Linked DNA regions of Homo sapiens: all the other regions are linked to region 3. The links are chromatin loops, found by intact Hi-C in ENCODE. Cell type or tissue: endothelial cell of umbilical vein. All regions are shown on one strand. Links, peaks and the distances in the headings refer to the core of each region. The heading gives the core; the rest is flanking DNA.

Region 1 (6,421 bases), core at 986-5,985, 690 kb before region 3:
GCATCCCAGGACTTGGGTGTTTTTTTAGATTTGTTTTTGTTGTTGTTTTTTGTTGTTGTTTTGAATTTTTTTCTGTTTCATTTTCTCAGGAATGGAGGGGTGGGGGTGTTCATTTTGGTCTTGGGTCTGTGTGCCCCTGTATGCCTATTTCAGGGCAGATTTTATTCCCTCATCTACTTTCTGTGCCTCCTAGACACCACCCTCCCCCACCCATGAGAAGGGATCCAGAGAACAAGAGATCTGTAGTTGGGACTGAAGAGCAGGCATTTCAGTATGGATATGTATCCATTCTATCCATTCTAACTGCAATATCTTTTGTGAAAGTGAAGCTATTAAGGCAATTTCCATAAGATCCGTCCTAGAAGAAAAGGTTCTGTGGGGACAAGGTGAGAAAGCTGTTAACTATTGTCTGGCCCTGAAAAGGTCGTAAGTCAGAGCCTCAGTAGCTGACCTGTCAGGGGAAGGTATAAAGGCTTTATTCATGCAGTTGCCGCAATGTTCTCAGCTCTCACAAAAGTGTTTTTATGATTCGATTTTCTTACCTCTTTTCTTAATTAAAAAGCTGAACCGTTAGAATAGCACCTGCATCGGTCCTGACAGTGCCTGCATACTAATTCCAGAGTCTTTACAGCTTGCAATTATAACATAAAATCAGAGATTCAATAAAACAGAAGGATTTTGCTCCCAAAGCCCTGCTAATCCCCTTTTAAAAGGGTCTGGTGAAATAATTCACAACAGTTTCCGGAAGTTGGATTACCATTCCTTTTTTTTTTTTTTTTTTTTTTTACTTTTTACAATGAAATGATAATTCACACTTTTAAAAAGGCTGTTTTTCTACAACAGGTTTTTATTTTATTTTTTTTTATAAAAGAAAGTTTGCCAGCCTTGGGGGCAATAGAAAACATTTCACTATAAATTTCTTACTCACTAAATGCAGTGGCAGGAAATGTAGGGAAAATTTTGTGGTATGTTTGAAACAATTTTATCAGGTGAAAATGGCTAAAGTGTGATGAGGAACAGCTTATGTGCATCAGGCAACTCACTTCTCTCAGAGGAAATAAACAAGCAAATCTTTTGGGGGAAGATGCCTATTTTTCATGGCTTAGAAATATGAACATTTTAGGAAAAACATTTTTCACCGAGATGCTGGGTGTACTCTTTAAAGGATTAATGAATACATTAATGAGTTCAAAAGCTAGAGGCCTCTGTTAAACCCTAAGTAAGACCTTGCAATGACACAAATCAAGGACCTTGAGGTGTCAGTAGTTTCTCTTTAGTTTTTGGCAAAGAATACTATTCTCATGTGGCTAATCCTGTCTTACATGGGCCAGCCTTCAGTCATAGACAAGGGAAAACCAAATCATCCTTCTGATAGCCTATATACATCATCTAATGTTGTTATTGGTGGATTATTTTTTCTTATTTTTGCAATTCTACAACTACATGTCACAGCTATGATGATAGGTAATTTTTAAATTTTGCTTTATTCTCTCTGCAGACATTTCCCAAGGCTGTTCAAGTTCAGGATCATGTACAGCTTTGCTCACCTTGTTTTGAATTGCTTTCCCTGCATTTTGGCTCACGTAGTCTACACTGGCTCTAAATGAGGGGGGGGTGGGGAAGAAGGCAGGACAAGTTTCAAAGTGCATCCTCATGGTCACATTTACACTAGATTGACCTGTACCCATGCCCTAAGGTACTTTTTTTCTTTCTCTTCTTATCCATGCAGTTGCTTTGGATGTTTGCAAAGCCACTGGGCAATTTGGACAATTCAGGGACAAAACTCAAAACCTCCTCAAAATGTCTACTGAATTTCTGTTTTTCCTGAATGACTTTGGGTTCTGAGCTCCAAAACATTCCTAGGAATCTCCCGCTTGTTTTTCTCATTGGAGATATTTGGGTGAAAAGGCAAACCTATCCTGATGCCTAGAAATGAAGTTGGTGAAGTACGTAATTTTGGGATCTTCAGTCACTTGTTGATCAAGATGTTATTAATTTTTCTGAAATGAGGATTTAGTAAGAAAAAAAATCATGATTGTGAAAAATGTCCTGATGCCTTCTTGGGAAAAATGTACTTTTTTGTGACTTTTGCCCAAACACCCTGTCCTCAGCCCCCTAGCTGCCTGCCCCCTCTCTCAACTCGCATTTTCCCACCTTACACACCCAAGACTTGAAAAGCCCAAACCGCAGAGGCTTATGATAAAATAAATTGACACAAGGCAGACTGAGCCATTGTGTTTACTGAAATGCCAGTCTTAACAAGTCATGGGGCGACATTAAGGCAATTGGTTTCTTCAGCTTCGTTCCTCACCAAAATAAACTCAATTCTCTCTAATTTTTCTTGTGCCTTTAAAAACTAATTTACGTTTTTGTCTCAGTGCCCGGGTGCCCTGGGCTCTGGAACTCTCAGAGAATAAACTTCTCAGAGAGTTAGTCTCAGAGAACAAAGTGACATTGGGGCTCTCAGCTATTCTTCGGATTGCCTGAAGGAGGTGCACGCTGCTATGGAGTTTAGGGCTCCTGAGGGCGCCACAGTTTCTGCTAGGGACTGAAAATATTCACCTGATTCAGTGAGGAGCTAGGGGAATGTTTCTGAAAGACAGAATACCAAGATAAGTAATAGTAATAACAACTAGCACTAGCAAGTACATTCTAAATGTTTAAAGGATTATCTTATTTAACACTCAAAACAAACTTGCAAAGGAGGTTCATTTTAATTTCATTTTACAGATGAAGGAACTGAAGCACAGAGACGTTTCATCATGTATCCAGGGGCACAGGGACAGTAGGTGTACAAGAGGGCAGACTGCCTCCTCTTATCCAAGATCTTTTCACCAGGCCAGCACAGTTTCTACCTGGTGCTCTAATTAGGAATAGCGAATAAAAGAGCAGGATGAGGTGTAGGGATCATTAGCCGACTAAAGCGCCCCCAAGCTTCCCTGAGCATTGTCAGTTCAGGGTTGGAGGCGGGTAACTTCCCCAGAAAGCAAATGAGATAATTCTAGGGTGAGGCTAGCCAAGGGCACTTGGGGACCAGTAAATTCAACCCTCTGTCAAAGGTTACACTATTCAACTCTGCCAAACAATAATGACTCAAAGGAAATCTCACCTCTCCTAGTGGCTGGGGCACTGAGGTGTCTAAGAGCACTTTCTCTTTCCTCTTCTACTGCCTCGCAATTAGAACTTGGAAGGTTCAAAGACAGGCCTTTGCTTCTCCAAAACTCTTTCGCGGAATGTCAAGGACAGCGGAGTCTCCCGGGCACCCTGTCTTTTCTCTGCATTCTAGGGAATGATTTAGGCCTCAACTCCTGGGCGCCCTCTCGTGCAAGGCTTTCCTGGGGGAATGGGAAGGTGTCGGTAGAAGGGCTGGTATCCTCTCTGGAGCCATGGGCAGGCACAGCTGTGAAGACTCCAGGCAGCAGGATTGAGCGGAGAGCTCCGAGCCCCAGAAAAGCCTTGACTGGAAGTCTCGAGTTCATTCCTAATCCCCACCTGCTCCTCACCACAATGCTCAGTCGGTTAAAGAGCTTTAATGAGTGCTGTTTCTCAAAGAGGCCGGGTCGAGGAGAGGCCCCTCTAACCTGTCCGCGAGACGGAGGAAGGGGGCCCTTTCGCGAAATGAACGGGAGGGGGCGCTAACTCCAGTGTTAATGCCCAGGGACCTCCTTTCTCAGGGACATGTCTTGGTTTCCCCTCATGGCCTCCTTTATCACACCTGCGCGTCTCTCGCGCGCCGGGATCCTTTCTCCCAACGTTTTACCCAGGACTGCAGCCCTTGCCCTACGAGTTGAGTCTCTAGTGTGTTATCTAAGGAGACCCAGCATTCCCACCCCAGGAGTCGTTGTCTTCCCACTCCATCCAGCCCCTTGCTCCAACCAAGCCCACGGGAACCAACTCCTCAGGAGTTAAAAAAAAAAAAAAGTGTCAGGCGAACTGCTCACTGAGGTGGCTCCTGAGCAGTAGGTGCAGAGGCAACAATGTATGCGGGTATCTAGAGGTCCAGTGACCACGCAGTGGAGGAGGGAAGATGGCTCTGGTGATTCATTTGAAATAAGTCTCCCAGTGGCTGGGCCAGATAAGAGTGTGCGTGCATCGGATGCTAAAACTCACCAGATATCTCAATCGGGGCCCAGGGAAGTGTCATGTGGGCTGTAGCCTCCCAGTCTTCAGGCATAGGCCTTCGCGCAGGTATCTGAATGGAGCCTTGAGGTCTGAGCAATCACTTCTCCCAGAGGGGGCAGGGTCCAGCTAGGAAGATCTCTGCGGCCAACTGTGCCTCAGACACTCCACCAGCGCTTACTCAGGTCTTACAGCCGAACTGTCCTGTCTTTTTCTTTCCTTGTTTTGATTCCCACCAGCTATTGGACTTTTCTCTGGGAATTCAGGGGTGGTTATTTGACGTTGCTCTGAGCTGGAAATGTAGAAAGGTAGCCTTTCCTGGCAGACACTGAGAGGATCCTTTCAACTTTTTCCATTCTATAAAGTATTAATAAATTGGTTGATGATGTCAGTGCCATTAGGGTGAAATTGAGATGAGAGAAGTCTTTCTCACAATGGCTGCTTTAGGGGGTCCCTCCATTTTGCTGTCCTGAGACTAGGCCCCCAGAGATATTTGTGTGAAGCGGTGAAGAAAGACTGAGGAGAGAATTGGAGGCTTCTGGAGGGCCTCGAATCTCGTCCAGGATGAAGAAACAATAACAGGACACCAGGATTCAAAAGAGGAAGAGAAACATCACATTATTTATTTCCAAAGAAAATAGCCAAATGCAGCGCCATGTACACAAAAGCCTTTGGAGGGAAAAGGAATCACAGATTTAATATCATTTACATTTATATATTTACAAGATCAAGCCATGGCTTTCAACTTTGTTGTTCATTCAACAATCACTTTCAGTCAAACAACTTTTATTTTCAAGTTAGTTCATAATTTAACTGACACTAAAGAGACAGATGATAAATCACAAACAGTGTGGGTAGAGAGGGTACAAATAGTCTAAAGATTTCAGCCAGGCTTTTGTGTATATGTGAATTATGATTACAAAATGTTTGCCTGTCTGTATAATTCACATTCATTGCAATTATTACATTTTCTCATAAATTAGCAATATAAACAAACATATGGAGACCTTCAGTTAACAAATAAAATCAATATCAGGAAGAACATTTTGCAGCAACTATAATAACAGCATGGGTTACAGCTTGGAAAAACTTCTTTACAAGCCATTTATTCAGCACACACAGAGTAGGGGGACCAGCACATCCTTATTTATTTAAACCACCTTTAAAACCACCACAGGAGTTTTGGGGAAACCTGAACTGGGTGAAAGTTTCTTTGCTGGGCACAATATAAAATGAACAACTTCACACGTGAATGAAGGGAAGGATGGGCATTTACATGCATTTTCGATCACTGTGTTGTAGACCAAACCTTCTAAACTTCAATTGCCAAGATTCTGAAGGAAACAGGAAATTAATAAAATATCTCTCTCCTTCAGCTATTCTCCTTCTTATTAACGGCAGAAAGGGCTTGTTGATTGCTGCTAGTGAGAAGAAACACACAATGGGTCTATTTTTAGCAGAGGTGGCTTTGAAGGAGCAGGAGATATTAACAATTGCTTGGCTGCATTCTTAAGTTCCAAGGATCCTGGGCAAGAATATTAGGAGCCTGAGGGGTACCCAAAGGAAACCCATCTATGTGACCCAACTTGGGCTGATTGAATGCAAACCAGAGCAGAAAGAAGCAGAAACACAATTATGGACTTAGGGTATGTATTCTGCTTGCACCCTCTCTGCATTCTTTTCCTCATGTCCCAAAGCTTGTCCCGAGGGCCCCCCAACTTCTGCATACTTCACCAGACCAGGCCCTGACCCTGATGTCTAGGCATTGCTTTTGTTTATCCCTTAGCAAGACTTAGACCTAAAGTTATGTATTGATGCAGTGTGTGGATATTGTTTTAAAAGAAGTTTGATTTTTATCTCTTTAGAAACGGTTTGAAACTAACGGGGCAGAGGGAGTTTGACAGAGAGGAGAACAAATCGCTGACAAAGAACCTTTTACGTTTCATCAGCGTTGTTAGGACGACAAGCAGGAATGTCTCAGATAATAACTCCCACTTCAAAGATTTCTCAGCTCAATAGAAAGCGGACCATCCTTTTTATTCAACCACAAGGACTGGCACTAAAGAAGACTCCACTGTTTGATTTTTTTTTTCACTGTGTTTATTTTTCCCCTATTCACTGGGGTACTTGGATAAAATAAACAACAAGACAATTAAGGGAACATGGACTTCTAACTTTCCTGCCATCTTCCCCACATCCCCTTGGCCTTGGGCTCTTGAGTTTGCATCTAGGACTAGTCCAGGCCTAAGGGTACCACACACCCTGCCTTAGAAAGAAACAAGTTTCAGGGGCCGCAAGAGAC
Region 2 (6,421 bases), core at 503-5,502, 130 kb before region 3:
CTGTAGGCTAATACGTAGAAGTAAAAGGAGTAGTTTTTGTCCTGAAATCTCCAAGTTGGAAAGGACTTTAGAAAAAATCTAGTGTGTCATGAATGACCACATCTAATACTTTTCTTTTTTTAAAGGGTAGCTGCAAAGTTTTGGAAAAGACCTCTGCAACAACTGGAAGCACAGTGTACCCAAGTGGTGGGTCTCGTCTGTGGCAATATAATTTTCTATCTGTCCAATTGAATATGGCTGTAAAGGGAATAAAACCCCATGTAATCTCCAGCAGTGACAATTTAATCAGTTGTATAAGGGGGAAAAAAGCAGAGTCCCCTCATTTTCATATTTGCATATTTGATTTTTGCATTGGGGAATAGAGGTTTTGTTTTTCTATTACTTTGCATTCAATTTTAATATTTAATCTTTTTATGAGCAAATTTTTATAGTGGTATGTAATACTGAGTCAGACAGGTCTAAAATAGAAAGGAAAGATTCCATTTCTGAAATCAAGCCCCTGATCCAATATGCTTTGTGTAACATTTTTCCTTGTACAGAATCTATGTGCCTAACATGGCTTGCATGCTCCCAGCTTCTGCACGTGATGCATCTGCTATTAACATTCAGAGATTCACCCTGAAAATGAAGGCAACTGTTTGGAGAACAATGTAAAATGATGAGAATAGACCATCCTATGACCCCCTTTTTACATTAATATTTCTTAAAATGGTAAATCTTATTGATTGCATCTATTTCCAAGGAAGTAGGGTTTCTTAAATGCTTTATATACACAGGAGCCAGTTTTTATGAGGTTATAGAGGAGCAGTAAATACAGTAAGATTAATAAAACTTCGTTGTTTTCACAATTGACAGAATGATATTATTGCCTATAGGGTAATAACAGCTTATGGGATTGATTTTAAGATGAATAAGATGCAAGTAATTCGAACTTATCATCAATTACCCTTGGTTACTCCCATGAGTATGTATCTAGCCAAAATGGTGTTGGATTTGAATTACTGGGACATAGATAGCTGTTTCTTTATGCATCAATGCATTCTAGCCTCCACTTGCGAAAACTCCAAAAGTATGTTGGGTAATTTAAAAAAATAAGGATAGTACTCTACTTGCTTAATGATTTAGAATTTCTTTATAAAAAGTGAACTCTGAAGTCAATATTTCACTGGAGAGGGAAAGAATAATGATTTTAATTCTATGTAATTTTTTTAAAGCTTAAAAACAAGTTTTGAAATGTTTTATGTACTAAATTTAATCTATGTACATATTTACACACACATATATATACATGTGTATATGTGTGCCTGCATATATGTGTGTGTATGTGTGATGTGTGTGTGTATATAAATGTGGCCTAAATGTTGCCAACCAAATTTTATGAGCAATAACTACATTTGGAATTGTGAAAATATGAGCCATAGGATTTTATTCAAAAACAGAGCAGTGAGTCTTTTTAATGTACATCTATGAAAAGCATACCAGTAGCAGTATACAGGCATCATTAGATGACAGGTATAAAATCCTTTGGGCAAGCACTGATGCACATTAAATTCAAGTACATAATATGTCAAGTTTTGAGTATGTTCTTGTTTATTTAAATCTGCATTCTGATGATGATCTTTTCAAAGAGATTGCATATATATGAATATGTGATCTAGTGTTTACATATTCAAATTAACCTGTTTCTTTGAATATGGTCTAATGATTGAATGATCTCCCAAACATGGCAACTCCTCAGGGAAATATATTGATGCCTCAGCATATTTCCTCAAGGCCTGGAGAGTACTAGATATGACAAGGAGTGCCTTCAAGCATGGAAGCCCTGCTCTACCTAAACGAAAGTCCTAGGCTTTAATCACAAAGGCTAGGTTCACACTAATGCAATTAACCATATGATTGCTTTCGAAGGAGCCTAACCTCATCAGCATCTTTCCTTTAGGCAAACTGACAATGCTGGATCTAGTCAATGACTCAAGAGAATTTGATTAGCTAAGAGGTACAAGGCTCTGCATATGCAGTCACAAATGCACAGTAGGAATGTTCATCTCCAACCTATCATTTCACAATCAACTATAAATTTAAGCAATTAAGGTAAAATAATTGTTCCATGAAATAATTAAGAGTTGACAATTATCAGGATGAAGGTGAAGACTACATCCAAATGAAAATGATCTGTTTTATAGTTTGTTTGTTTGTTTGTTTATTTATTGGGTTGTGTGCTTGTTTTGTTTTGTTTGAGGGAGGATGGGAGAGGGCCATGATAGTTAAAACTAAAAATAAGATTTACTTGGAGAACTGATGAGGCACAGTGGCTCACTCCTGTAATCCCTGCATTTTGAGAGGCCAAGGCAGGTGGATCACCTGAGGTAAGGAGTTTGAGACCAGCCTGGCCAACATGATGAGACCCTGTCTCTATTAAAAATACAAAAAATTAGCCAGGCATGGTGGTGGGTGCCTGTAATCCTAGCTACTCTGGAGACTGAGGCAGGACAATAACTTGAACCCGGGAGGCGAAGGTTGCAGTGAGCCGAGATCACACCAATGCACTCCAGCCTGGTCAACAAGAGTAAAACTCAGTCTCAAAAAAAAAAAAAAAGAAAGAAAAAAAAAGATTTACTTGGAGAACTGAAAGAGGTAAAAATCCCTAAGGAATATAATTTGTAGTTGAATAGGTAACTTTAGATATGTGTGTGTGTGTGTTTGTGTGTGTGTACATACAGATACACCTATGTGTATGTGCGTGTGTACTTTTTTAACCTTATTTGACCTTGCGACTTTACAAATCATTGCTGGACTTGATAACATGTTGTAGGGCCAGAAAAGGTATGATATCTTTCCTCCCCATCATAATAATCACAGCTGACCCTCCTATCACAAAAGACAGGTTAATGAGAGAAAAGCGTAACACATTTATTTAATCAAAGTCTTATGAGTCATGAGAGCCTTCAGAAATGAAGCCCAGTCTCCCAAGGGAAAACTGTCCATTTTTATGCTTAGATTCAATGATGAGTGAACAGTCATATAAAAATATGATTGAACAAAGAGAGAAATGATCTAACAGAAATATACTGAGTGGGAAAAGCCAGCAAGGCTTGTCTGTTTGGATTCTACTTGGCCTGTCTGTTGTGGCATTTTTTCCTCCTGGATATAGGGCAGGACTCCTTCCAGAATAAGGTTCTTCTCATCTTCTTTGAGACAAATTAGGTCATATAATTTCTTATGGACAAGATTTTACACAAAAAGGCAGAGGAAAGTTAGGGTAATAATTCTAGGTTTTACGGCTTGGTTTGGGGAAAAAGAGTTCTAGTTTCTATGACTCACTTGGAAGAGGAATTCTGGTTTCTGTGACTCACTTCAGGGAAGAATGAGGGGCAAGAAACAGGAGGGCAGGAGAAGGTCAGAGGCATACATTAGTCCTGATGCTGCTTCTGAGGCCTTCCAATGTGCTTTAGTTCTAAGTAGTTGGTATGTCAAAGTGCTGTACTTTGGGTTATCTTTTTCTGAACCCCCCACAAAATCAAATCTGAACTAGAAGCTTTCTAGCATCTTCTTCTTAATGAATCCTAATAAAGACATTTCTACTGGCATATGGATATAATTTTTGGTTACTATCTATTAAAATTATTTCTCCAGGCCAGGAGCAGTGGCTCACACCTGTAATCCCAACGCACTGGAAGGCCGAGGTGGGCAGTTCACTTTAGCCCAAAACCTAGAGACCAGCCTGGGCAACATGGAGAAACCCCATCTTTTCCAAAAATGACACACACAAAAATTAGCTGGGCATGGTGATGAACACCTGTAGTCCTAGCTACTGGAAAGGCTGAGGTGGGAGGATGGCTTCAGCCAGAAAGGTGGAGGTTGCAGTGAGCCATGATCACACCACTGCCCTCCAGACTGGGGGACCGAGAAAGACTCTGTTCAAAAATATATATATTTCCCCAAAAGTGAGCAATTAAAGAATTTTCAATGTTTGCAAAGTTTAAAAGCCTAGTATGAATGCAAAATCTAGGTAATAGAAATTTTGCATGGGAATTATCATTTCTCAGCACTTTCTTGAAAGCAATAGACAACAACTGACATATCCCTTCAAATGCTAAGATATTTATGTTTCCAGAACGTATTGTCTAAAAATCTGAGAGACCGTGTGAGTCTGATGAGCTGGGCTGTATCCCATTCTGGAATGTCAATGTACATATTGCTATGAAAAACGTATTGAAATAATGAAATTGGCTTTCAAACAGATTTCCATGATTTGGAATTCAACAGTTATTTTTGTCATCTTCAATGAAAGAAATTGCACCAATGATATTTTACTCTTGATGATGTTGGGAGCCCCTGTATACATAAAGCACTTGCACAATTAAAATGGAGGCTTTATTTTTATTTATTATTATTTTTTTGAGACAGAGTCTCGCTCTTATTGCCCAGGCTGGAGTGCAATGGCACGATCTTTGCTCACTGCAACCTCCGCCTTCCGGGTTCAAGCGATTCTCCTGTCTCAGCCTGCCAAGTAGCTGAGATTACAGGCATGTGCCACCATGCCCGGCTAATTTTTCTATTTTCAGTAGAAGTGGGGTTTCCCCATGTTGGCCAGGCTGGTCTCGAACTCCTGACCTCAAGTGATCCACCCTCCTCGGCCTCCCAAAGTGCTGGGATTACAGGCGTAAGCCACCGCGCCCGACGGGAGGTTTTATTTTTAAAGGTGTTAGAATGATTGGTTTTTACTCAGAGACTTGTCACGAAGTTGGCCAAAATGTTAATCTGAAACTTTTTTTTAGGCATCAAAATCTGGTGCTTTAGGCAGGCACAGTGGCTCACGCCTGTAATCCCAGCACTTTTGGAGGCCAAGGTGGGCAGCTGCTCAGGAAGCTAAGGCAGGAGAATCACTTGAACCTAGGAGGCAGAGGTTGCAGTGAACCGAGATCGCGCCACTGCACTCCAGCCTAGCGACAGAGCTAGACTCTTGTCTCAAAAAAAAAAAGTAAAAATCCAGTTTTTTTTTTTTTATGTTCAAATATTCAGACGAATGACAAAACAGTTTATCCAGTGATTTGGCAAATGGTGTTTCAACCAAAGTTTACAATCATCGCAGCTCCTCATGTTCAAAGTAGAAGGTTCTGAGAATCCAGATCTGGTAAGGGTGTCTGCGACATAGGAAGCAAGGCACCTAGGAACCTGAGCGGAAAAATAATCCTGAGGGGACCAAATTCTCTCACTATCACTGGCAGAACAAACCTGGTGGAGAGCAAAACATGTTTGTCCTCCTGTTTTACAGAGCTGATCTTTCTTTTCTTTCTTTCTTTCCTTCCTTTCCTTTCTTTTTTCTCTTTCTTTCTTTCTTTCTTTCTTTCTTTCTTTCTTTCTTTCCTTCCTTCCTTCCTTCCTTCCTTCCTTCCTTCCTTCCTTCCTTCCTTCCTTCCTTCCTTCCTTTCTTCTTTCTCTTTTTCGCTCTTAAAAACAGACACATATAAATATATATAAAACCAGCAGTTACAAAGAAAACTTTTGGTACTATGGAGTATAACGGCAGCCTGTTGGAGGAATGGTAAAAAGATAAACTTGCCTGTACCATCCCCCCAGTCGCTGCTGGTTGCAGTAGATGAGTCTGTGTCTCCCCACAGCCCTATGCTCGCAGCTCACTCTCCTCCTCCAGTCTATTCTTGGCTGTGGATTCCCCTGTGCTCTTTGTGCACTTTAAGTTTAATTTTGCATTTAAAAACTCAATTGGCTCATCTGTTAAGCATTAAGCAGCTCCCTTTTGAGCCACAGGGGGAGCCCTGGGAAAACCCACAGCTGCTGGAACATGGAAAATGGGTTTAAAAAAACAAAACCATTTTGAAACTTTAAAGCATTTTAGCAGCCGTGGATTTCCCAATCCTTACCCCCCAAATGGTTCATCTGTTTAACTTTTATCTGGTATTGGAAAACGCAAACCAGAGCATTAAATAGCCCTCAAATGACTTTTTGTTTAATACAAAATGAAAGTAAAAGCTAAGCAAGCCATGTGGGAAGATCTTTGAGAGAACTATAGCCTGGAATACCTGCAAGCATATTCTCTCTCTAGTTACAGAAACAATTCTGGAATCTAGTCATGCTTGCTAGAAGCACAACCTTTCCCCTCTTCACTTACTCTCCCTCCCTTCCCCTTAAAACAAGGGAGAAAACCAGTCCAAACAAGTTCAAATCCCAGTTTTTAAAATGACAATAAAAACAATGAAAAAGTTAACAGGCAGGGGATATTAATCAAATGCTCACTCAAGGTTTTAAGTATCAAAATAATTTGTCATTGACTAAAAACTCATGTTTGATTATAGTTAGATAGGCTCTAGAAAACCTAAATTTTTTTTTCCATGTTTCCCAAATATTCCTCTAACTAGCCTGAAGCCTCTCTGTGGTAGGGCCCTCAGTCTCATTTTTAGAT
Region 3 (6,421 bases), core at 555-5,554:
AAAAAATGATTCAAAATTTTGGAAGCAGAATGGGAGAGCAGGAGGAAAGGAAACATTCTCAAGTGCTTCATTTGGTTCAAGTGACAATGACATATCAAGTAAGCGTATTATTCATCAAACATTTTTTTTGTTATAAAAAGTTCATTTCATTAATAAGTTTTCATTTGTTGTTTCACTATTTCCTGAATGCAAAGGCATGGTTAAAAATCCAGAATAATATGTAGCTTTGATGAATTAACTTAGAACCAATTTGATGAACTTTTTTGCTATGCATTTGTTAGAAATGAAAAGACTATAGTACTTACAGAATACAATTGCTGGATTCTTAATTTTGCACAGTAAATCTTAAACAGATCTGTTTTTTTTTTGAATATTATTCTTAACCATAGAGCTCTTGTCAATTCTGTTTTTTTCTTAATAAAAAGTTGCTTTCAAAACACTAAACATTTTTTAAAAACTGAAAACCTTATTATGAATTTGTTAACTGCATTTTAAAGTGCAAGAAGATTTAGAGGTTATCTAATCCCATCCCTATTATTTTCCTTGAGAGACAACTGAGGCTAGAGGAATTAAATAATTTGTTCAAATTGCATAGCTACTTAAAGGCACTTAGAGGATTTTCATCTCAAGAAATTTAGAAAAAGAATGATACCCTGTAGTATCCATTTCCTTCAACTTTTCTAATTAGAATTACTCTGAACTGTGAAGCTACAAAAGCTCTAAGAAAACATTGATGTCTTCTTGAAGACAAACTAGTAAAGCTTTATGTATATAAATCTGTGTGTGTGTGTGTGTGTGTGTGTGTGTGTGTGTGCGCGCGCGTGCGCGCGCGCTCGCGCTGTGTCCTGTGTATTTCTGGGGATGAGTGGACATATCCAATTTATTTTCTCAGTCAACTTGTTTTACCTATAAGTATAAATAACAAATATTTCATGTTGTTGGCCTATTTTGCAGCTTAATGCCCTTTTTTATTAGGAATTTGCTTTTTATTCTTTCAGAAAATGCCTCATCTGAAAAACCACAAGAAATGAGATTAAAAAGCAGAAAGAAAGCATATATCCAGTAACTTTAATAATAAAGCACCAGAACTGTATACTTCAGCTATTCTGATGATTGTTTTGAAAAATGAAAAATTATCTCAGAGCAACGTGGTAAAACTTCACTGTATATTGTGATTCCCCTGTTGTAACCATGGCTGATGCCAACACATGTTCTGCATAAGTAGAGAAACAAAAATTGAACTCAAAATGCCCCAAGAGTATTGTCCTTCATAACACCCTGGTGTCCCGTGTGTGGCTGAATGAATAACAAATGACTGAGCTATTAAGATACTAAACAAAAGTCATCTAGGCCCATAATATTGATGTAATAGCATCTCAATACTGTATTTGCTTTCAATAGTTTGTGTAGAATAAATTTTTCTATCTAAAAAAGAAATCAAACTGAGCTTGGTGGTAATTGCTTCAGGAATTTTATAAAAAGGGAGTCCAGCTGTAAGTCTTTTTCGTAGTTACACATGTTTAGTATGACAGGTATATTAACAACTATGTGATTGTGCAACTTCCTACTTTATTTTTTACAAGGTCTAGTTCTAGATGTTGATGTTAGTCTTTATGAGTTTAGCTTCTTCATCATTAACTACCAAATTTACAACTAATATGGAATCCATCCAATAGTTGATATATAAAGCATTTATGGCTGTACACCCAGATCTCTTTCAGCACGATTAAAATCAGATTTTCAAGTTGCTTTGAGAGAGCTTGAATTAAGAACACTCAAGTTTACTATATAAGCGTATATAAGTGTATATTTTCTTTCTCCACAGAGTCGTGATCATGAGGGAGTTTATCATTGTCATTCCTAATGTCAACTCTGGTCCAGGTGATGTGTTTGTTGTACACATAAGTGTGTTATATGTGGGGTTGTGCCCACAGGGATATAGTAAAATGAACCATACTACTCTGTTTTCATCATATTTCATAAATATCCAAATTATAGAGACATAATAAAAGGTAAACAAAGATTCTCCCATTGCTCAACATTTATAATAGTTCATCTATGTTTCAACATAGTGGCCCTCGCTACCATGAATATTTTCTATAATATAGTATTTGAGATGCATTGATGTACTCAGATTCTAGAAGTCCCAAGAAAGCTGCATCAATTTACATAGTGCAGGCAGATGTGATGTGAGCACCACATTATATGCATGTAATTTTGTATATTTCCAATCCCTCTTTATGTTAGAAAAAGCATCCTAGTTTAATGTTATTGAATTATTACTTAGGCTCCAGATTCACTTTAGAAATATTTTTATAGAGAGAAAATATTTTTTCACTCAAATTAACACATATAAAATAGAAAGAATAAGGCACATAAAGGCCATGGGCTGCATTTTGCAGGGGATAGGTTCTGGTTGAATGAGATCTGGGATGTGTGCCAAATTAATAGAAAAAATCCTGTTCTTCCTCTCCAATAGCCACAATGTTCATTATTAAAAAAAAAGCATACGAACCACAGGATTTGATTTTAATAACACCAATGTCTTCATTAATCTGTACGTTCCATTTAGCCTCATTATTGAGCAAATGTTGAATTAATGCAGTATACATTATTGTTGGATTTTCCTTGCAAAACCTCTTTTCTCTCTTTTATCATTCATTCAGAGACCATCATGCGTATGTCATGTTTTTACACAGGCCTGAAGCCCTCAGAAATTGAACTCAAAATTCTTCCATCTAGTCTAGGAGAAGACTTTAGGTTTGAGAAATCTACAAAGGGGTGTGAGAAACAGAACTGCAGATTCCCATTCAAAACCATAACTATTTTTCTGTCTTTTTAATGCTGTCATGTCAAGACACCTGCAACTGAGATGATATTTCCTCGATGGTCTCTGGGCCTCCTTCTAAATCAAGAGTGGTGATAGCCAACACTGCTTTGTATCTGCGAAACAAATAGTGGCCTTTGTCCAGCACAAGTCCCTAAACAAACTTAATCTCTCTAACACTGTGACAGATGACATTTAGATGTCCTTGTTACCCTTAAAATGAGTTTTATTGACAATCAGAGAACAAAAAGAAGGCCCAGATAAAGCCCAATGTTTTATAGGCTTGCTAACAACATCTTAGTCCAGAGGGTGAGGAGAAAGCCTGAAGTTGCCCCCATTTTCCCCTGCTTTGCTATATCACCATGACAACAGATATAGAAATCACTTAGTGACTCCTAGAAAGAAAACACAGTGACACAGTACCCCTTGTATGGCGAATCAAACTAAAGCCTTCATTCAAATGGCTATTCAGCTTGGGCATTCATGTAGAGGATAGGGTGGATTTTACACAGGTAACTACAAGAGAAAGGCCAGCAAGCCCTCCAGCCACAGCATATGGCAAAGTCTCTGTCTAATTAATGCATCCTCAATAGAATTTATCCATTTTAAATTTGTTTTCTTTTACTTGAAACATCATTAATGTAAAGGGCAACATTAATCAACATCATGGAACTTAAAAGGGCATTAAAGAGTGATCTTTTTCCCTATGCAACAAGAATCTTTTCAAGTAGTTGTGTTAACTGCAGCAGATTCAAGGCACATTCTGAGTTTGTAATCAGAAGGCAAATCTAGAGAGGCCTCTACTGGCGAATCTGTCTCTGTGCAGTTGTCCTTGCGGAACTGCCCTGGAAAAACAAGCAGGAGAATGACTTTCGGCTTTTTTTTATTGGAAAGTTGCACACCAGATGGATGACCAATGAATATACTGTATAAAACATTGAATAATGGCATTCACACTTTTGAAGCTGTCATATCTAACTGCTTATTCTCAGGTAATAAAAGGACCCTCAAGCTCTGATGTATGAGCTGCTTGGACTCAAAGAGATGTTTTAAGATTATTCAACAAAGAAATAACAGGTAATCTTTTTTTTCTTTGTACATAACGCTCCCATTCAAGTTTAAGATTTAAAACTATTTTGATATGAAATTGTATTTCTTGACATTGTTTGTTGGGGAGGCACACTGTTCACACACATATCCATATATCTCCCACAACCAACTAAAAACTGAAATAAAATCTTTAGATGAAACTAAAGTGCCCATGAAATATTTTGATTAATCAAAAAGCGAAAGTTTACTGCTAAGATTTCCTAGGAAATGTGAACAAAATATAGTCCCCTCAAGTGATATTTAACCTGAAAATATCATTGCACTATATTTTCATGAAATTAGGCTGAAAATAGCTTCACTGCTTTGTGAAGTCACTTTTGGGGGAAAAAAAGTAAAGATTTAATTTTTCCACGAGAAGTTGAAAGTTATTTAATATTTCCTAGGATGAAGATACTTATGATGTCTCTATATAAGGAAGCTCAGGGACTTTTCTCTTTGAAAAAAGAAAACCTGACTCCATAAATGTCTTTGTTCAAGTGTGGAATATTATGGTAACACTACATGCAATCTTGAAACTTTTCAAAAGGCAAAACCCTAATCCTCTTGTTTTACAACATTTTTATATCCAATATTTTTGAAATCTGATCATACCGAAATACTATTCAAATTACATTTATTCTCTTATATCTTTCAAAAATTCCATGAGTTATTTTTTGCTGTAATATCTGATATCTCAGGGTCCCTTGCCAGCATATTGTTAGTAGGGTCATTTCACATTTCAAATGTGTATTTCAAATGTTTAGTTGAGATTTTGAGATAAATTTGACCAAGTAACTTTTCACAGGGTGGTTTGGTTAGCATGGCTCAGTAAATTACCTTTGGATCATACAGGTAATTCTTGATCTTAAAATTAAATTCTGTTAGATGGCTTGAGATCACTACCTTTTAGTCCCAGTAGTGACACCTACTGGTAAAAAGAGAACAAAAAATAGTTTTAGCTTTCTTTCTGCTGTTTTAGAGAATCTTAACCAGGGACTCTGTTGTTAATAAATGTACCTTATTTACGATTTGTTTTCAGGTCTTTAAAATACAACTCTACATTACCAAAAACTAATTAGTGAGGGGGAAAACCCAAACAGAATAATGCAGGTATTTAATAAGGAAAAAGAAAAAAAACTTACTAGCAGAGGAGTATAGTAAAACTTAACACCAAATAGTGTAGAGAATATGTAATTACAATCTTTTGAGTTTTTATATATTGTAGAAAATGAGAAGCCAAGCTTTAGCAATAGTTTTTCTGAAAATGCCACATTTCCCAGTTAGAACTGGAAGATGAAAAGGTCAAAATGCTGTAAAAAAATTACTTAACATTTTTTTGTTTCCACAAATGTTTATTAAATGTTCTATATTTAAGAAAGAGCAAAGTCAATCCAGGAAAAAAAGAAGAATATATGCTTGATAGCAACCCAATTGTCAATAATCTTTGAGGATTTATGCTAATTTAACCAGAAATGCTCTTTCAGAACACGGATTTATCACATGTCATAGAACATTGAAGTCACATTAGAATGTGGTTAATTTCTCCACTGAGCTAGAAGCACATGGTTTGCAGAACATTGGCTACAGTAAGAACATACTCTGCATCAGAGAGGGTTCAACATTAACAACGTCTGTAAAAACAGAATCACAGCTGTCAAGAAGAGGTATGATCTTTATTTCTCCTAGAAGCTTCAGTGAAGCTCCTCTTTAAATTACATTTGCTCTTAATTTATAATATTATGACACTACACATTCCAGTTTTTCATAAAGCACATGAAGTCTTATTTAATAAGAAACTGTTTTAGATAATTATCTGAAGACCCATATAAAACTTGTATAGTCTTTTTTTGACTGCTAAGTAATTCACTTGTTAAACTATAAAACACAGCATCAATAATTTTAGAATTTTACAGTCATATGAGATAAAAATGGCAGACTGGAAAGAAATACATTTCAACCCAGGTTTAATTGGAATGAGCCTTTTTATCAAAATGCTCCTAATATTTCTTTTAGGAAACTCTAGGTCTTTGTTAATATTTCAGCTTACAAAGAAAATACAGCTATCAGTATCCCAAAATATTGTTTTGCCTTGGGGATTGTGGTCAGGTATATAGTAAGGCAGAGAATCATTTAATCCATGATACACACTTGTGACTACTTTTGTGATATCACTGAAAGGAAATGTGTGAAAATGTCACAAATTACTCAGCAGACAGTTAGCTATATTGGTGTCTTTGAAACCATGTTTGGCTCTGCTGTGTGCTTTTGTTTGTACAACTTGAGCACATGCTTCAAAATGTCATCCAAATTACAAGCATGCAAGGAATGAAGTATTACTTCTCTATCAATTTCAGAAGCATACTACTTTTATTTCATTAAATAGCTTATCAGCCAATCACACTTGGTAAAATCATGAAATTCCTTTCTTACATTTTTTGCAGGAGATATTCTATGTTGTTATTTATGATCTAAAATAAATCTTCAAATTTGTTTATGATGGTAAAT
Region 4 (6,421 bases), core at 536-5,535, 1.4 Mb before region 3:
AAATATTATGTGAAGAAATAGTAGATGCAATGGAAGAATAAAAAAAATTAAAACAGCATGACCAGTGTTCATTACATGCAAATGTCTGAACCTGTTGGACCTCAAACCCTGTATACAATGCCCCTCAAAATGCATGTTTACCTCAAGTGGGCTCTTTATTATCTTTAAATGCACTGTTAGAAACTAGCCTTATTCGACACAGTCTAGGGTAAGGCACAAGAAAGTTTAACTAGAATAGGTAATTGATTTTATGTCTAAATTATCAGAAAGTACATAATGTATGTATACGCTATGTATCAAAAAATACATAGTGTACACATATACCAGAGCTAAGAATATTTGCTACTTTGAAAGTGAAATATTTTCTTCATGTTCATTTTTTCAAAGGGATGTGGATTTTAGCTATGTCTATATTATAAAAAAGTATGCTCAGGAGTTGAAGGTAACTTTTTGTTGCGGAAAAAAACAAACCCTCAAAAGACTTCAAAGGGAAGTCTTTTTAAAACGAAACAAAAACATATTGACTCAGAGTTGGGATGGTAAATATTAGGTATGAATGTTAAGTAATTTAGGTTGGATGGTGTATTTATTCAGTGAGGGAGTTGAGATTGTGGTTGACTTCCCAACATCTGTGCATTCCTCACATACATGTAGGTGTCATGCGACTTACCAAATTGTCCCCAAATCCAACAGGAGATACTTGAGGGTTCCCAGGAAATCCTGAAATTCCTGCTCCTCTTGTCAGTTTTCAGAAACTTAGGTATATGGCAGCCAGTGCATTGCATTCCCCTGGTGACATTACTGGGCATATAACCAAATTGGCCAAGTTAGTCCAATAGAATGAAATTTTGGTGTGTTGTTAGGGCAGAGGTGTTTTCTTTCTCTTGAACTAGTTAGGAACAAGAAAATATGTGGCTTTGGTTGGTGCTGGTAACTATCTTAAAGCCATGCGGCTTGGAACTGCCTTAAACTGAAGCTGCTAATGGCAGAATGGTGACACCAAAAGAGCTGGTACTTAATGACAGAGTAGAACAGACAGATTATTCAACCCTAGACTATCTAATATATAGGCCCCAAATTTCCTTTTTGTTTAGGCCATTTTGAACTGACTTCTGTGTAAAATGTAGCTGAAATTATCCTAACAGATCTATAATTAGGGCAAAAGTTCGGATCCCTGATATGTAAGTGTCCAAGAACAGGTAGCTAATATTTATTACACTAAAATAAATACTTAAATTATTTTTTACTTACTTTTTTTTGCTTTTTCTTTAGATACACTAATAAAGCATTTAGTTAAGTGCCTAGCACAATGTAAATGTGTGTTTAATAAAAAGTATCTATACAATTAAAAACAGAAACTATAAATATTCATAATTTTAAAATTAAGAGGAGAAATTTTCAGAACAGAGCCACCTAGTGGGAAGAAGAATGTGCTATGAGGACAAAAACATTTGTTTTGATATTTCAGAGAAGTTCTGTGGAATAAAATTAAAGATGCAAGTAATAACTATTTTTATAAGATATAAATAGTATAAAATACTTTGCTAGTAACTTGTCATTAACATTTCATCTTTTACAGTTAAATGGTAAATGAAATAATTTAATCCATAATTATTTCTATACCCATATATATTATTAGTAAAGGATGAGAATACCCATGTTTGTGTGTATGAGCTTCTTATTGCCAAGAAACAAAATTCCCCTGTACAAAATTTTTACAATCCTTTTCCCCTCTTCTCTCTACAACAAGTCAGCAGGACACAACTTACTCCTTGGCTTTTTTACATCTCAGTCGTCCTGCGTGTAAATTACGGTTACTAATGATTCCTCAGATCACTGATCTATGGAACAACACTGATCAAGCATCCTAAAATTCTTGGTTAGCTGTAAATTAAAAGAAAATTTCTAATGACACATTTTTTTCTTATGAAATAAATGTATTTTTAGAAATATTCTGTAACATCAGTGAAACAAGAAAATATATCTTTATTTTGTAAATATATATAGCAGTATTCTATCAAGTTTGAATTTCTGTACTATAACGGCTTCATCTGCTTTGGGGGTGCACAGGTTTTGGGATCTTGAGTACAAGTGGAATCAGTGTACAAAAATGTTTATGAATAACTCAGTATATTTTCTTTCATCTTTGCTCTGTAATATCAAATATATATATTTATACACACACACAAACACACACATCTATATATATGACTATGATGTTCAGAGTACCTGTTACTTGTTATGTGGTTAATCATTTTTCATGTCTAACTGATTTCCTTGAAATGCATATTTATTATTACGTCCTCTTGAACGTTAGTCATGCAAACTGTAATGTAGTCCTAATTTTATGTATTTGTGTGTGTGTGTGTGTGTGTGTGTGTGTGTGTATTTTATACTCATTGCTTTCCAACTGATTTCTGAATGATGGAACATGTTTTTTTTTTAGCCAAAATATTGCTATTGGTTAGTTTTTGAAATGTGGTGTGAGGCTTTCTCTTTCAGTAGTGGTGGGTTTGTAAAAAGAACTTAGAATTTGTCTTGAATGAATTTCCTCATGATGCAGGGTACCCATATGTGAGAGGGCTGAGACCTTGCCCTCTGATCGCAGAATGATACAATGACATAAGTTAATTTCTAAGAAGATAGCATCTTTGATCTGGATTGTATGCTAATATGTAGAGAAGTTATCACCCTTATCACCTTATAAGTCAGTGAATGAATAAATAGTGCATATATGAGAATACTTCAGAAAATGAGTTAACTTTCACTACATATAAAGTTACAGATATAACATGAAGATATTACATGGTAGAAAAATAGTCACTTGCTTTTATCTTTATCACAGTAATTAATCAAATATTACCTCTTGGTTCTTTCAAATGTTGTGGACCCAATTGTTTAATTGTCATCAATATCATAGACAATTGAAGATTCTCTTAGAAAGCCACTTTGGGCCCAGCTGTCAGGAGAATGAGAATGTCTTATTTCCCCACTCTAGGCATTTCCATTAAAGGATAATCAGATTCCCACAAACCCTAGGGCTATTTGCCATTTGGATGGCAGGAACAGCTGTGGAGTCCAGAAGGTGTGTGTCGGGTTCTCCTACTAGGAAGGGGTTTGGGGGACTGATTGAGGGAGAGGCCTTAGGTTTGGAATAGATTAGGGAGGTAGCTCAGGTCTGCAACATAGTATTCAATAATACATAACTGTTCTGAGGGGGAGGGTCATCATATTCCTCACATATTGAAAATTTAAATTTAATAGAATGTTTTAAAAGGTTGAAATAATGTATGCATTGCATGTAGAGTAGATTATATGTGAAAATTAACATAGCCACCAAATAAAATTGTAAAGGGCATATTGATTCATACTAAAATGGAGATAGTTGGTAGGGGTTTAGGTAATATTTACTTCAGAAGATAGACCTTTATTTACTTCATATTTTAAGCACTTTCTTTAACTCAAGGAGATTCTCACTCTCAAATGCTGGTTTATCTGCATCTACATGGTGAAATATTGCCATCATGTGGCTAGTCCGTCTATCACACCTGCTTTCCTCTGGGAGAGATTGTATTTTGGGGTATTTTTATATGGTGCTTGAATGTTTGGGTTATGTTATATGATACCCATTTTATATGGGCATGTATGGTGTCTGTTGGGGTAATTATTTTCATAAGATAGAAAATATTTAAGCATATTAATTCAAAATACACATTAAATTAAATTTTCTGTTACTGTCACTCAATTGGGTTTTACTTTGTATCTTCTGGAGCTCTTAGAAATTTTCCTTTTCAGTGGGCAAATTATTCAAGTTGTAAATCTTAAACTCTTTGGAAGTGCCCTCTTAAGAACCCAGTTTCTTTTTTTTTTTTTTAATGTTTGTGTCTACTCTGAAAGTCACCACTAGTTACCAAAATGTCCATTTATTTGTATACAATTTGGAAACTATTTCTGATGCATACCCCATTATAAACAATAGGGGGCGATATGATGTCATGTTTTTGGTTTCTCTATGAAAGTATTTTTCATAGTATAAGCCCTGTTTATTTTTTTCTTGATAACAATGCTTCCCTAAAATGAAAAGCACATTTGTTTTATTATGACAGTACTGGCAATAAATATCAGCCTCCTTATACATACTTGGGAGATGTAATTTCTTAGAGAAAAAATTCTATGCCAGTTTATTAGTATTTCAATACATGTATGTATTTCTAAATTGATATAAATATCCAATAAACTTATATTTAATCCAGAGATAATAGTTTCCAAATATACGTTGGCTTGGTTTCTCATTAAATTCAGAAATTTTACCTTTTCAAGTGTTTTTCATTAATCTTTTTCATTATATATTACCATGAATGCAAAAATGTAGAGTTATACTTCAATTTTAGGTTAAAATCATGAAACTATGTACCTGGCCTTTTAAAAGTTTGAAATCTTTAGACAACAAGGATACAAAGTATTAAAACAAAAATTTTTTCAAAGTTACATGATTTTCTTAAATCAACTAAGAAGTTCTTTCAATGTAGGGTATTTGGATATTTTATATTTTCAAAGTTTATATGGGATTTAAGGTTCAGAAAGAATATAGGATAAAATAGTAATTTATAAGTTAAATATTTAAGTTCAAAATTGACAGTTTGGGATAGAAAAATATATGTATTTCAATGGGAAGCATGTTTTCCCTGTTTCTTCAAGTAGATACAAGTAAACTAAGGATAATACAACTCCCATGTGAGATTATAATTTCTGTCTCCCTCTCAAATAGAATCACAGTTGTCAGTGCTTTTAAATTTTTGTTAAAATTGTATATATACACACATAATGTATATATATATATGCACACGTAACTATTACATTATTGTACTCTCTTTATCTCTTCATAAAAAATAAAACATTAAATAATATTCTAAAGTCAACTTTTAATTTTTTTCCAGCTCGCAGTTCCCTTATCAGATAAAGTTAATCTTTACTATGAATTTGTTATATATGCTAACTTTTTAATGATTTAAGTAAAAGTGACTATAATATATTTTTCAAACATGTTTTTTGGCATTAGGAGCCCTAATTTTACACCAAAAAAAGGAATTTTTAAAAATACTTTATATCCATTTTTAAAAAATTTCAGGTTGGTTGCCTGAAATTAGCCATAATGCGAGAATTTACACCATGAAAATTAGCAAACTGTACACATCTTGGCTCTTTTTCCTTTTTCTGGAGAGCTCGCGTATTTCTTAGCTGGAGCAACTATTGGCATTTTGGTTAGAAAATGTCTTCTTGGGCCGGGCGCTGTGGCTCACACCTGTAATCCCAGCATTTGGGAGGCTGAGGTGGGCAGATCACAAGGTCAAGAGATGGAGACCATCCTGGCCAACATGGTGAAACCCTGTCTCTACAAAAATTAGCCAGGCGTGGTGGCATGTGCTTGCAGTCCCAGCTACTCGGGAGGCTGAGGCAGGAGAATCGCTTGAACCCATGAGGCAGAGGTTGCAGTGAGTGGAGATCATGCAACTGCACTCCAGCACTCCAGCCTGGCGACAGAGCAAGACTCCACTGAAAAAAAAAAAAAAAAAAAAAAAAGGTTTTCCTATCCTTGACAGGATATTTAGCATCTCTGTTCCTTGCCCATTAAATGACAATAGCAAACTCAAGTCAGCAAGTCAGTAAAAATGCCCCCGCAAGTTTCTAAATGTTCCCTGGGAGAATATCACCCCTTCCAAATGACACCCAGTCCTGCAGGGTTGACTAAGCAACATGCGGCAGTGCAGTAATGAAAACTCTCAGGCTGGGTCAGAACTTAGACACTAAGTTGAAAACTAAATTGAGACAAACTGATAAAAAGATTTAAATTATAGTCTGTATTGCTTAACTTGTTGGTCATATGGTTGGTCTTACTGATATGATCAGAATGTTCAAAGACAGAAAACAGGGAAACCATTTAGGAAGCCATAGTGTGTTGTCTTGTGAACTAATGGCGTTTATTTTTCTTCCGATAACATTACATTTCAAGTGCCTTCCAGACTCCAGAGTTCTGCTGTCCAATATTGTGGCCACTAGGCACATATGACATTAAACAGTTGACATAAGGTGCAATTGAGGAACAGAATTTCTAATTGAATTATGATGTGACGAAAGTGTATATACACTGAATTTTGAAAACTTACTTTAAATATAAAGAAAATGCAAAATATCTCATTTATTAATAATTATCTATATTAAAAAGATTGAAAAGATACTATTTTGGATATACTGGGTTACATAAAATATATATATATATATATATATATATATATATATATATATATATATATAATTTTTTTTTTTTTTTCTTTTCGAGACGGAGTCTCGCTCTGTCGCCCAGGCTAGAGTGCAGTGGCACAATCTCAGCTCACTGCCAGCTCCGCTTCCCTGGTTCACACCA
Region 5 (6,421 bases), core at 896-5,895, 870 kb after region 3:
CATAAAATATTAACTGTCACACAGAAAAATCGTCCCTACCTCTGTGGTTGGAGTGTTGGAATGATATAACAAGAACATGACAAATGTCATGTAACAAAAACATGTCATATAACAAATGTCATATAACAAAAACATGACAAATGTCATCCCTACCTCTGTGGTTGGAGTGATATAGCAAAAAACATGACAAATTACAGAAGAGTCAAGCTACAGGTTTTTTATTATGGAAAACTAAGTTTGCGTTGAAGTAAAAGAGACAGGAATCAATGATTCACTGGTGGAATATGGAAAAAAAATGAGGCTGGGAAGAAGCCAGAATGAGATTTTTATACAATGCAACAAACATGCCATTTAAAAAAAAAAAAAAAACTTTTATTGGTGCTTTTTCTTCATTATAAAAGTATATAAACTCTATGGTACACATTTTTAAAATTATATAAGTATGTGTTTATCTTAAAAAGTATAGATAAGTGACCAAATAAAAATTCAACCATCCTCTATTAAAGAAATACTACTGGCAATATTGCAAGTATATCATTCTATATATTATATAATGCGTAGGTAAACAGATGATTTTGTTTCAACAAACGTAAGGTCTGGCTGGGCACAGTGGGTCACACCTGTGGTCCCAGAATTTTGGGAGGCCAAGGCAGGTGGATTGCTTGACCCCAGGAGATCGAGACAAGCCTGGGCAACATGGTGAAACCCCGTCTCTACAAAAAAATGCAAAAATTAGCCAGGCGTGGTTGTGCATGCCCATAGTCCCAGCTACTCGGGAGGCTGTGGAGGGAGGACCACTTGAGCCTGGGAGATGAAGGCTGCAGTGAGCCGAGATCACATCACTGCACTCCAGCCTTGGTGACAGAATGAGACCCTGTCTAAATATACATTTTTTTTAAATTTTATATCACATTGTGCACATTTATATATCACACTTTGCATCTCATTTCACCCTCTGCTTCTTACAACAGTATGCTGAGGCCTGAGAAGATACCTGTTTTCTGAAGTCATTACCTACCTTTATGTTTCAACCACTCAGAGTGTGAGCTCTGTGACTGTGCTATGACAGACAAAGTTACCTGCATTTCTCTTTTGGGGCCCTCTTTAATCTGACTATTCCAGCTGACAAACAAGTGACCAATCATAGCACATTTTATTTCCCATATCGTAGTTAAAATAATCAATCTGGAAAATAAATTACACTGTGTAATGCAACTATACTCATCATGGTAAGTTGTTTAATTGTTTACGATCCACTACAGTACTGGATTTAAACTTTGTGGATATGGCACTCTATTCCTGCCTTAATAAATATTTTTAAAGTTATATCTATATGGAAGGGGCATTTTTCCTAAAAAATTAGGAAAGACATTTATCTCTCTTGAGAGAAAATTTCAAAACTAACCAATCTGCAGTTATCTAAAAATGAAACAGGATCATCATTTCTCCAGGCATGTGTGGTTTGTTCCCATGTTATACACACAAGAAAAAGAACAGCATCTGCTTAAGGGAAAGCCCTGATGGTAGGAATGAAAGACAGCATGGCCAGATTTAATGTTAAAGCAAAACTAAAACCTCCAGGATGGTACTTAAGTGAGTGTGATGGGAACGTATTGTTTCCTTATAATGATTTTAAATGGAAATTACAATTCAATCACAAATAAAAGTAAATTGTAGACAGTGAGGGGAACAAATCTGTTTCACTCGGATTCACGGTGATTATCAAATTAGCAGCTACTCATTCACCACTAACCATTTTCACTCTTCTCAGTCTCCCTAACAGCCCTGAACTACAGCTTCATGGTGATTGCAATGGTGGCAGCTCATCAAGACTGTATTTTAGCTGTGCTTTTATCTTCCATGTTTTTCTTGCTCATTGTTTAGCAAGGTAGAGGGGGGAAAAAAGCACTGCCCCTGTTTTAAAGGAGTACCTGCGCCTGTTTTAAAGGTTGTACAGCACCAGGTGAAGGACTAATATCTGGCTCCAGGCTGCCCTCCTGACCTGTCTCTAGTACTTCCCCTTCACCAGCCCCACTCTAGCCACACTGGTCTCCTCGCTGTTCCTCCACACACCAAGCACGCTCCTGCCTCAGGGACTTTGCATCTGCTGTTACCTCTGCTGGAACCCCCTTCCCACCCACATCCACGATATTTACTGCTCCTCTTCACTATGGTCTGAGTCCAAATGTCCCTTCGCAGAGAGTGTAGCCTTCCTTAACAGGCGCTTTCTAAAACAGCACCACCTGTCACTCTCCACCCCCTCACTCTGCTTTGTTTCTTCCTAAAACATTTATTTGTCCCCATACCTGACGTGATATTTATACCTAAAGGGGCATCTCTATTTTCTAATTTGTATTGATACATAATAGCTGTACCTTTTCATGGTACATGTGGTAACTTTATAGTCATATAATCACATCAGGGGAATTGGGATATCCATCACCTTAAGTATTTACCTTGTCTTGATGCTAGGCTATGTGTTTCTTTATTGAAAGAATCCAGTATCAGCCAGGAGATTCTGACAAAGGAGGTCCAGGGTAGATCTGGCCGTACATATGTTGAAAAGGTCACCAGGAAATACTGACGCACACCCTGGTTAAGAATCACTGGCTTAATGGCTATTACAGCTTCTGGGGTCATGAGGTCTTGATTAAAATTTCAGCTGGACGGGCATGGGATGGTACAGGTCTAGGCCCAGTCAGTGGCATGGTAGCAATAATACCCATCTCCCACAGCTGTGCTGAAAATAACAGGAGATAATGGATTTGAGCAACCTCCTGAACTGGAAAGTGCTATATAAACACTTATTATTAGTGCCCCATTTCTTTTCTGAAAGTGAATTCCTTATATTTTGAAGAAAGAAAAATTTTAAAACAGTAATAAAATATATTTTTATTTAGAACCCCAGACAATATTTCTGAATCAGATTGATCAAATCAGTTGCTTTCCTGTTAACTCAAAATTGTATGTCCATTTTTATCTCTAAAGGCAGTGCAAAGGGAAACAAATAGAACTTAGCCAATACTTGTAGCCGATCTAAATAATTCCAAATTCTGAAATTCGAAATATTAATAATAGCTAGCTGCGATTTGGCCTGCATCGCCCCGGCGCTGCTCTATGGGCGACGGGGCAGCCTCCCGGGCTGCGAGTTTCCTGAACGTCACCCGTGGGCCCGCTGCTCCATAAGGTGGGAAGTGGCAGCTCTGCCCGCGGCGCATGCCCAGGAGCGCAGACAGGTGGAGGCGGGAAAAGTGCTGCCTGGAAAGACTAGGACACAGCACTTCAGAAAGCAGCAAGCAGAAATAGGGCGTTTTGTAAACACTGGCTCTAATCACAGGAGAGTCCAATGTGATCTCCGAAGGGGCGGGGTCCTGTGTCATAAAAAGCAATCGGTGAATTGAGGAGGCTTCTCCTCTGGCCGCTGGCCTGCGTCGTTGAAGGAGTGGCATGTCACCTTCTGTGATAGAAATTAGTCCTCCAGAGAACTGATCTATGGTCGCCTTTTATGACAGATATCACCAGGAAAGGACTTAAGAACACAGAAGTGGGGATATTTTGTTATTCATGTTTATAGAACCAAGGTAATAAAGGTATATTTTATAGATGTGCTTCTTATGTCACTAGCCAGGTTTCATTGGATCAAGGGTGACACCTAGTGGGGAGACTGTGCTAAACTCTTATTTTCTGTCAAAAAATTCAAATTAGTTTGTAAAATTATCCCACATATAACCAAGGTATCATAAAACCAATGTCTTTTACAATTGCACCCAAAATCCTGTGACTTCAATCTCCATAGGAACAACAGAAAAAGGGGACTGACACACTGAAACTAGATTTAAACAAGCCAGAAAAATATATACGCCTATGAAGAAACAGAGAAGGAAAGGAAACAGAGTTAAACTGAAACCCTGTCTCTACTAAAAATACAAAAATTAGCCAGGCGTTGTGGCTTGCACCTGTAATCTCAGCTACTCAGGAGGCTGAGGAAGGAGGATCTCTTGAATCTGGGAGGCCGAGGTTGCCGTGAGCCAAGATCTTGCCACTGCACTCCAGTCTGGGTGACAGAGTGAGACTCAGTCTCAAAAAAAAAAAGAAAAGAAAAAAGAAAGAAAAGAAAAGAAAAAAGAGAGAAAACTAAGCTTTGTCCCAACCTTCCTCAACATGGTGAAAATTTTCCATCAGAGGGAGAGAGGACAATTAGGATTTGACTAGGAATCTGTGGCAAGGACTTTTTAACTGAAAGCAGGTGAAAAACAGTGGCTAGTGCTGCCGGAAGCCCTGCTGAGCAGCCTGGCCTGGGGCAGTTGTCCCCTTTGCCTTGTGGGATCCCTGGATCCCACAACCCTTGCCCTGCAATTCTGAAGTTCTGCAATTCACATGCCATGTTACACCAACCAGGACTATCTGGGGGCCACCTTGGGCTTCACACCCCAGATGCTATCACCATTTTTTTCTGACTCTCAAATCAGGGCATATAACCTAACACCTACCAAGTCAGACTATAAAACAGTCATTGAACTAAGTAAGGCCTGCCTCCAAAAATTTAAGATATTAACCTGTAACTATATAGATCTGTACTTGAGTTTTTTTTTTTTTTTTTTTTAGAGGATTCCCACTCTGTCGCCCAGGCTAGAGTGCAGTGGCGTGATCTCAGCTCACTGCAACCTCCGCCTCACAGGTTCAAGCAATTCCCTGTCTCAGCCTCCCGAGTAGCTGGGACTACAGGCACCCACCAGCACACCTGGCTAATTTTTGTATTTTTGTAGAAATGGTGTTTCACCATATTGGTCCAGCTGGCCTCAAACTCCTGACCTCAGGTGATCCACCCGCCCTGGCCTCCCAAAGTGCTGAGATTACAGGCATGAACCACTGGGGCACCCAGCCTATATTTGACCTTTTTGCTTTCCATCAAGAACTTATTCTGCTTTCTAATTCCCTCTGGGATAATATTTTGCTTTTTTTTCCCCCCTCAGGAATAACCATTTGCTGTCATTCAGGAAAAGGATTTTATCAGGTGCTAACAGTTTCCTATTTCTCTTTTATCCATGATTTCAGCTTTCTGGTTTCTCACCTCCTTCTCACCCACTCCCCTCTAAGTCTCTAAGTCACCTTCTCACAGGATTCTTGAGGCCCCAACACAGGGTTTCCATCTCAGAGTCCTCCCATACAGGGCCTTTCTTCCAGCTGTCTCACAATGATTCCTCTGAAACTCACCGAGTAAACATTAATTTGCCATGAAACAGCTCCCACTCGAGCATCTTCCATTCCACTAGAAGCGTGCACTTTATGACTCCCATGCCTGGTCTGCATCACGCTGTTGGTTTGCTCTGGCAGCCCTGTTGAGCCTAATGGTATAATTCATTCCCGTTTGTTTTATTGGTTAAATCAAATTAAAATGTGTATTTGGCCGGGATATAGTGTGCTCACTTGTGTGTATTTTAATTTACACACATGAACCCAGTTTTGAGACCCAGAGGCCCAGTTTAAAAATTAGAAGTTTTCAAAGCCATACTGCAACAATCAACAACAGTTAAAAGACTTCACAGACAGCAAATATTTAAAATAAGTTTAATTACCAAGAACTACTGGTCTTCGAGCCCAAGGAAGTATGACTCCCATCTGCAAGGTTCCCACACCTGATTGCAACAGAGTGACCGGATATCTTTCATAGATCTCCTGAGCTGAAGTCTCTAGGCAGGAACCTAGAATCTCTATTTTCCACAAGCTCTCAGCCAGCCCCACATATTTTTCAGTCCAGTGTTTGAAAGCACTGCTCTGAATTGCACCTCTTTCTCATCTCAGAATTGCTCTGAATTTCTCACCTCTTTCAGAAAGATTTGATAAAACAACTTCTACCAGTGTTTACCAGCCTAAAGTCTTGCATACCGTCTTGATTCTTGTCATATCTGTGTACCACCTCTACTGTAATTTACCTAATATGTGTATGCCAGTTGGCTTATATTTTTGCATAAATGAACTTAGTTGTTTAAAAACTATATCATTGCCATGAAATCACGACTTTGGTGTATATATATATTTTTTATTTATTTATTTATTTATTTTGAGACGGAGTCCCACTCTGTTGCCCAGGCTGGAGTGCAGTGGTGCAGTGGTGCGATCTCGGCTCACTGCAAGCTCCGCCTCCTGGGTTCACGCCATTTTCCTGCCTCAGCCTCCCAAGTAGCTGGGACTACAGGTGCCCGCCACCACACACAACTAATTTTTTTGTATTTTTAGTACAGATGGGGTTTCACCATGTTAGCCAGGATGGTCTCAATTTCCTGACCTCGTGATCCGCCCGCCTCGGCCTCCCAAAGTGTTGGGATTACAGGCTTGAGCCACCTTGCCCGGCCATATTTTTCTAACATACAATACAATAAAATGTACAAGTAAAAATTGCTTTCAAATGTTCTTCCCTGTA

Evidence for each region. Hi-C counts contacts between places; a loop is a spot of excess contacts. Peaks named below come from ENCODE experiments on the same cell type or tissue, not always from the same donor. Only the 100,000 strongest peaks of a DNase experiment are listed, where the experiment ranks them.
Region 1: it touches region 3 in a loop (11-fold over the local background); 13 of 110 quality-filtered maps call a loop at or near these places.
Region 2: it touches region 3 in a loop (2.7-fold over the local background); 11 of 110 quality-filtered maps call a loop at or near these places.
Region 4: a loop joins it to region 3, with 16 times the contacts of the local background. A loop is called at or near these places in 4 of 110 quality-filtered maps.
Region 5: a loop joins it to region 3, with 8 times the contacts of the local background. A loop is called at or near these places in 2 of 110 quality-filtered maps.

What each region holds. Positions count from the first base shown.
Region 1 is chr3:147,381,335-147,387,755 of GRCh38, forward strand. It overlaps ZIC4 (Zic family zinc finger 4), which reads right to left. Exons shown (of 5, transcript NM_032153.6): 5 at 4,712-6,421. ZIC4-AS1 (ZIC4 antisense RNA 1) reads left to right here and starts at 5,528. Exons shown (of 2, transcript NR_046703.1): 1 at 5,528-5,765; 2 at 5,985-6,421. In endothelial cell of umbilical vein, for the core only: CTCF peaks have their summits at 2,474 and 3,613 (motif pointing right); no DNase peak of the experiment used is centred there; H3K27me3 peaks cover 4,590 bases.
Region 2 is chr3:147,940,434-147,946,854 of GRCh38, forward strand. It overlaps LOC124909496 (a long non-coding RNA gene), which reads left to right. Exons shown (of 2, transcript XR_007096280.1): 2 at 126-270. Among named protein-coding and RNA genes, the nearest start is that of LINC02032, 130 kb to the right of the region's middle. In endothelial cell of umbilical vein, for the core only: no CTCF peak of the experiment used is centred there; a DNase peak (open chromatin) is centred at 3,338; H3K27ac peaks cover 1,287 bases.
Region 3 is chr3:148,072,678-148,079,098 of GRCh38, forward strand. LINC02032 (long intergenic non-protein coding RNA 2032) reads left to right here and starts at 5,482. Exons shown (of 2, transcript NR_134937.1): 1 at 5,482-5,580. In endothelial cell of umbilical vein, for the core only: CTCF peaks have their summits at 3,633 (motif pointing left) and 4,841 (motif pointing left); DNase peaks (open chromatin) are centred at 3,614 and 4,814.
Region 4 is chr3:146,637,507-146,643,927 of GRCh38, forward strand. No RefSeq gene overlaps it. Among named protein-coding and RNA genes, the nearest start is that of PLSCR5, 35 kb to the left of the region's middle. In endothelial cell of umbilical vein, for the core only: CTCF peaks have their summits at 1,420 (motif pointing left) and 3,541 (motif pointing left); DNase peaks (open chromatin) are centred at 3,535 and 3,985.
Region 5 is chr3:148,943,809-148,950,229 of GRCh38, forward strand. All of the region lies in intron 2 of LOC107986045 (a long non-coding RNA gene), which reads left to right. Among named protein-coding and RNA genes, the nearest start is that of GYG1, 45 kb to the right of the region's middle. In endothelial cell of umbilical vein, for the core only: a CTCF peak has its summit at 3,643 (motif pointing left); a DNase peak (open chromatin) is centred at 3,633.